Linked DNA regions of Homo sapiens: region 1 is linked to region 2. A link is a loop called in an ENCODE intact Hi-C map of the cell type or tissue named here. Cell type or tissue: HepG2. All regions are shown on one strand. Each heading gives the region's core, and the rest is flanking DNA. Links, peaks and the distances in the headings are about the cores only.

Region 1 (2,909 bases), core at 251-2,750, 200 kb after region 2:
CCCAGACACCAGGCCCAGGAAGAAAAAAAATCACTGACAGCAAATGAGTGAGAATACGAAGAGTTCACCGTTTGGTGATCTAAAGCAGAGAGAGTTTTATGTGATCATTCCTTACCCAATTGACTCTAGCTCTCTCTTCGGTCCTGGCTTTGTGAGCATGCACGTGAATGGGCTCAAATCCACAACCTCTCTTACTGGCTTTGTGTGTGTGCATGTGTGTGTGTGTACACACGTGTGCGCACGTATGTGTGTGGTATGAATGCATTAATATGCACGCATGTGCTCTTGAACTGAGAGCCTCAGGAGTCCTGAGGGGCAGTCACAGAGGAAGGCAAGGAAGTCATGAGCCAGAGCCCAGAAGTCGAAGAGCCAGAGCTGTGTGGCAGGAGTGGCTGAGCCAGACACTGGTCCAGCTCTAAGAAGACATAGGAAAGCCCATTTCTGGCAGCCAGTGTTGGCGAGAAGGCTGGGCAAGGCCTGACAGCTGCTGTGATGAAGAGCCTTTCATGACACCTTTCTCCAGGTTCTACTGATCTTTTCACTGGTGAATAAAAACTACTAACTTCCAATGGCCTAGGTGGCAGTGCACTGCGATTTCATTCTTGGTATTTCACAAGTGTTCAGGGCTGGGCTGCTCTGTATGAAAGGCCTTTTATTTTCAACAGGGCTTTAAGAGTAGGCAGAAAAAGCACCAGGGCCACCTCCCACCCACTACCAGGGCTGCCCCCCAGCAATCTTGGGAAAGCCCTGTAGGTGACAAGGAGAGTGCAACCTGCGCTGAACCCTTCCCAAGAGGCCTCAGCCTAGCCAGGGGGAGCCCTTTACATCCTGTCCCTGCTTTCTCAGCCCTGATTCCATTTTCTGGCCACCTCCGCAAGTCAGGTTTTCCCCTGAATTTCTCAATCCGCACATGTGGCCCAGAAGAGGGCTCCTGTGTGCACATCCTGTGCTCTTCAGTCAGGGCTGTTAAGGACTTTCTGCCCTTGAGTCCGGGCTAGCCCACCACAGTTCCCACTGTAACTGACTGATGGCCCATGACCCAACTCTATCCACATCCTAGGACAACCTCAAATTCATGCTCTGCATTCACTCGGGGACCTGTCTTGAAACAAGTCATGGAAAAGACATCAAAAGCTCACCTGTGCCTTGATACTTGCGAATAGAAAAACACAGTGGTGAGGAATAAGTGTTTCAGTGGAGGGATTCTGGGAGCCTGTGACATTATTTCACCAAGACTGAAATGTTAACGGATCGAGAGACTGGTGGGCACCTGCGCCCTTGAGTACCTCACTAGGGAAATACTGTCATTACTGGACCCAGTGAATACGCTCCCAGGAATTTGTTATAAGGCAAGATGAATGTACAAGGATGCAGTGTGTTTACGATAGAGAGAAAACAGGAGTCACGTGAGTGCCTCATAAGAGAAGTCTAAGTAAATAAAGACAAAGGGTCCACACAGGTAAATGTCACACCGTTATTGAAAGCTATGGAATATTTCTCTTTATTTACAGGAAAAGAGGTTAATAATATGTTGCTAACTGAACAAAGAAACTTACATAGAAGTCCTTGGGAAACTGGAAAGAGTGGGCAGGACCAGACCCCGGGCAGTGAAGAGATAGGAGGTGGATAAGACACATTTTCTTAAGGCAGGGTGGGACAGGCACTTAGAAACAGAATCTCAAACTATGACCTGTGAAAATTTGATACATTTGAATTCAAATTCCAAACTGCCAGGGATAGATAGTCCAGCCCCACCTTTTCTAAGTGGAAAAGCATTGCTAGGGATGTGGAAGGCAGGGCTGGGGTCTATGGTGCCCCCTCCAGGCTAATGCATTTCCATCTGCACTCACCACCTCCCAGCTCTGGTCTCATTGACTTCATGGTGATGGCAATGAGAAGCCTCGGCTGTGTCCTGGGCCTCTCTCTGGCTGGACAGAAGCCCAAAAGCTCCACTCCACATGGACTCTCAGATGATCATCAAGCCAGGAGCGCACAAGCACGTGACCAGAGGCAAAGGGACGCCTCTCCCAGGCTCATCCCAGCGGGGACTCAGGTCTCACCATGTCGGTTAAGTTGCTCACTGAGTTTTGGGGCTTTCTCCCAAGTTTGGGTTGTGTCCAGGGCAGTGGTTCTCAAGTGTGTGCCCTGCCCCAACCCCAGGCAACAGCAGCCCCTGGGAGCCTGTTAGAAAGCTTAGCCGGGCGTGGTGTCAGGCGCCCGTAGTCCCTACTAGGGAGGCTGAGGCAGGAGAATGGCGTGAACCCAGGAGGTGGAGCTTGCAGTGAGCCGAGATCGTGCCACTGCACTCCAGCCTGGGCAACAGAGAGAGCAAAAAAAAGAAAGAAAGCCACCCGCCATCTGCCTCCCCACACCCACGGAATCAGAAGCTCTGAGGACAGCAGTCCAGTCATCTGGGTTTCCTAGTCCCTCCAGGGGGCTCTGAGGGGAACTACAGTTTGAGAACTACTGCTTTAATGGTTAAGATTTAAGACACGAGATAATGTGTACACCAAACCTCTGCAACATGCACTTACCCATGTACAGGATGGGAGGTGGATAAGATACCTGTACACGGACTCCCTGAACCTAAAATAAAAGTTGGAAAGAAAAAAATGATTTAAGACCCTGGAGTCAGAACGCCTGAATTCAAATCCTTGACCAACCACTGAATATTTGTTTAACCTGAGAGACTTTACTTAACCTCTCATAAATGGGGAAAATGCTTATACTTTCCCTTAAGATTGCTTGTAGGCATAAACAAAATAGGTAGATGAAGTACTTGGGGGCCAGGCACGATGGCTCACTCCTGTAACTTCAGCACTTAGGGAGGCAGAGGCGGGCAGATGGCTTGAGGTCAGGAGTTCGAGACCAGCCTGGCCAACATGGTGAAACCTCGTCTCTACTAAAAA
Region 2 (2,909 bases), core at 224-2,723:
GTCTGCTAGCAGTCAGCCCTGAGATTCATAGGACTTTAGCTACTGATCATTTCAATGATCATAGCAAAGAAAAAATGAGATTGGGCTTAATTTTAGGAGGGACCCCAAACAGGAGCACAATAATCAGAGAAACAGTGGGCAAATCCGGGTGAGATTGGACAAAATATGCAATTAGGTCCAGAGCTTCATGACCCTGGAGTCAAGAGGATGGTTGTGGCTTGGGGAGCTGTGGTTGGGGATATGGTTCAGGGAGGCAGACAGGGAAAGAGAAATGCAGGTGATCTCACTACAAGTACTAACTAATGGAGGAGATCCGGAAACATGCAAATAACTGATATAGTTTCCCCTTTGATCTCTGCCTTGTGTGAAGATGCCCCATCACTCAGAATGCATAAGGGTAGATGAAGAGGAGGAGGATGAGAAGGCGGAGGAGGAGGAGGAGGAGGAAGTGGAGGAGGATGAGAAGGCGGAGGAGGAGGAGGAGGAGGAGGAGGTGGAGGAGGAGGCCTCCACAAAGTCAGGGCTTCTCTACCCTGTGGCTGATGGCAAATATCATTCGGGTTTATCCTTCTCCTTTGAGAGGACTGTGTGGAGGAATGAGAGGACTCAGAAAAGAACAATGAAATGAACAAAAGGGACTAGAAATCAGGACTCTGAGAAAATCTAAATTGGCTTGGCACAGTGGCTCATGCCTGCAATCCTAGCACCTTGGGAGATCAAGGTGGGAGAATCACTTGAGCCATGAGTTTGAGGCTGCAGTGAGCTATGATCTGGCCACTGCATTCCAGCCTTGGGGAGACAGCAAGACCCTGTCTCTAAAAAAACTCTAAACAGAAGCAGGGCTTCCTCATCATGAGAAAGAAGGTGGAGATGAGCTATCAACTGCCTGTGAACATTCAGTGCTGTTATTTGGAGAACAAGCAGCTGGTCATCGCCTCTTCCGAAGACTGGAAATTAGGACTGGCGCTGTTTGCAGAACGTTCCATCGGGAGGGTACCTTGCTGGACCATCTTGATGGAGCATTTGAATCGCTCCCTCAGAAAACTCTACAAACGGCAAGGATGAGGTTCCTTTCACTTGAGTTTGCTGAAGGTTAGGAAATGAATTTGTTATTCCTTAAAGATTTCATGTTATTCAATACATTTAAGACACGTGTTGCGTATCCCTCTGTAGTTTATGCTCTACTAGCTGAGAGTAAAAGAAATCAAAGCAACATCCCCCATCCCTTAGATAAGTATTACTAGTGTAGAAGAAAACTTGAAATCATTTCTTTCTAGACTAGAACAAGTTGCACCCGCAGTTCCTGCAAATGACCACTAAGTGGTGCTCACGTTCCAGTCCTCCCTCCATGTCCAGCCTGCCAAGGTAGTGAAGTTGAAATGAAGTCAGTTCAAGTCCATTTTCGCAGTTCTATTAAATCTCCTGGAAGGAAGGGAATCACCTCAAGGCAGGCAGCCTACTGAAGGCGGCTTTAGCCGCTGCTGTCTTGAGGCAAGGTGGTGTTCCAGGGGCAGGTCCTGCCTGGTGCTCTGTCCTGGGGTCAACACTCTGTCCTCAACGATGAGTTGCACTTGACGGACCTCCTGTTGTGGGCTTTGGAACTGACTCAGCTTCTTCCCCATCAGATTTGTGAAAGCAACCCTTGGGTAAGCGTTCTTCTCTCTGTGCCCTGTTGGTTCTGTTTGGGGGCCAGGCTCTGCGATAGCCCAGAGACCACCAAGGGTGATACTGATAGCTGGATCTCAGATCTGCTGAGCACCAGCTGGTCAGGGGGCCTCTGCCCTCTGACCCACATGTGGTTCATCCAAAGATACCCTTGGCTTCGCCCTGAGGTTTCCACGTGTTCTGCTGCTGAGCTAAATGTTCAACAGGAATGAATTTGAAAAAAGCACTCATTTCCTCCAGGCTTCAGAGAAACGGCTGGGTACCATGGAAACCGGCTTTTCATTCCTGGTGTCTGCTCCAGAATTCTTCCAAGCAAGACGGGCTTACATCAGGCCGGCGAATCCCTGGATATCAGAACAACCCAGAGAGCTGCCAAGGGAATGGAGTGCTCAACATGGAGGAGCAGGGGAGGAAGAGCCAGGAGCCCCTAGTATACGCGGGAGAGAAGAGGCTGGCTGAGCTGGGAGGCAGGTGGCTGTCTCAACATCGCCATGTCAGCCCCTGGGTTTGCTTACTGTAAATTGTCACCATGAAGCAGGAGAGGCTGCATTGCTGAAGCTAAGACTTCATAGCATGTATTGTAATCACTGGCACCATGAGAATTTTAAGCAGTGAAAATAATGGGAGAAAATCAACATCATCGTTTTCTTTCAAGAGACTGAAACCTGAAACTCTTTCCTTCCTTGCTGCAAAGAAAACAGCCCCCCGTAGACTTTTCCCACTCAATATCACGGGAACTCCCTTGAGTGGGTGTAGTTCTCACTTCTTCAGCTCTTGGGTGGGGGTGCAGACGGCTTAGCTAAGGCCATGGTGATTTCATCTGAGGAGAGGGATCCAGTGGAATACACTGGGAAGCTGGCTGTTAGGCACCAGTATCACTTATATTTCAAAGTTAAGCAGAAATTCCTACTTCAGGATGTCTTATAGGCTTGATTGATGAAGGTTGTGGTTGCAGAAGGGCAGGGAAAAAATGACCTACGGGCAGGGCTTTAGCCGAGCTGATCATGTTGTATAAATATATGAAGGCAGGCTACAGGAAAGAAAAAAGGGCAAGTACTGAGGATATAGGAGATGGGGGTTGTTAAACTGAAAGGACTATGTTTGCTGGGCAGGGAAAACCAAAATCAAGCACATAGCTACAGTTTCCACGTTGTTTTCCTTGTTAGAGATGAAAGGCTCCTCTCTGGGGTCTCCAGGCCAGCGGATGCACTTCCCTGTCCAAGCAGCAAATGAGAGTGTAACCG

The links. Hi-C counts contacts between places; a loop is a spot of excess contacts. Peaks named below come from ENCODE experiments on the same cell type or tissue, not always from the same donor. Only the 100,000 strongest peaks of a DNase experiment are listed, where the experiment ranks them.
Region 1: a loop joins it to region 2, with 12 times the contacts of the local background. A loop is called at or near these places in 2 of 110 quality-filtered maps.

Annotation. Positions count from the first base shown.
Region 1 is chr20:19,461,708-19,464,616 of GRCh38, reverse strand. All of the region lies in intron 2 of SLC24A3 (solute carrier family 24 member 3), which reads right to left. Among named protein-coding and RNA genes, the nearest start is that of SLC24A3-AS1, 180 kb to the right of the region's middle. In HepG2, for the core only: a CTCF peak has its summit at 1,763; no DNase peak of the experiment used is centred there.
Region 2 is chr20:19,660,994-19,663,902 of GRCh38, reverse strand. The region is part of intron 7 of SLC24A3 (solute carrier family 24 member 3); the gene reads right to left. Among named protein-coding and RNA genes, the nearest start is that of RIN2, 96 kb to the left of the region's middle. In HepG2, for the core only: a CTCF peak has its summit at 1,338; a DNase peak (open chromatin) is centred at 1,342; H3K4me3 peaks cover 461 bases; H3K27me3 peaks cover 511 bases.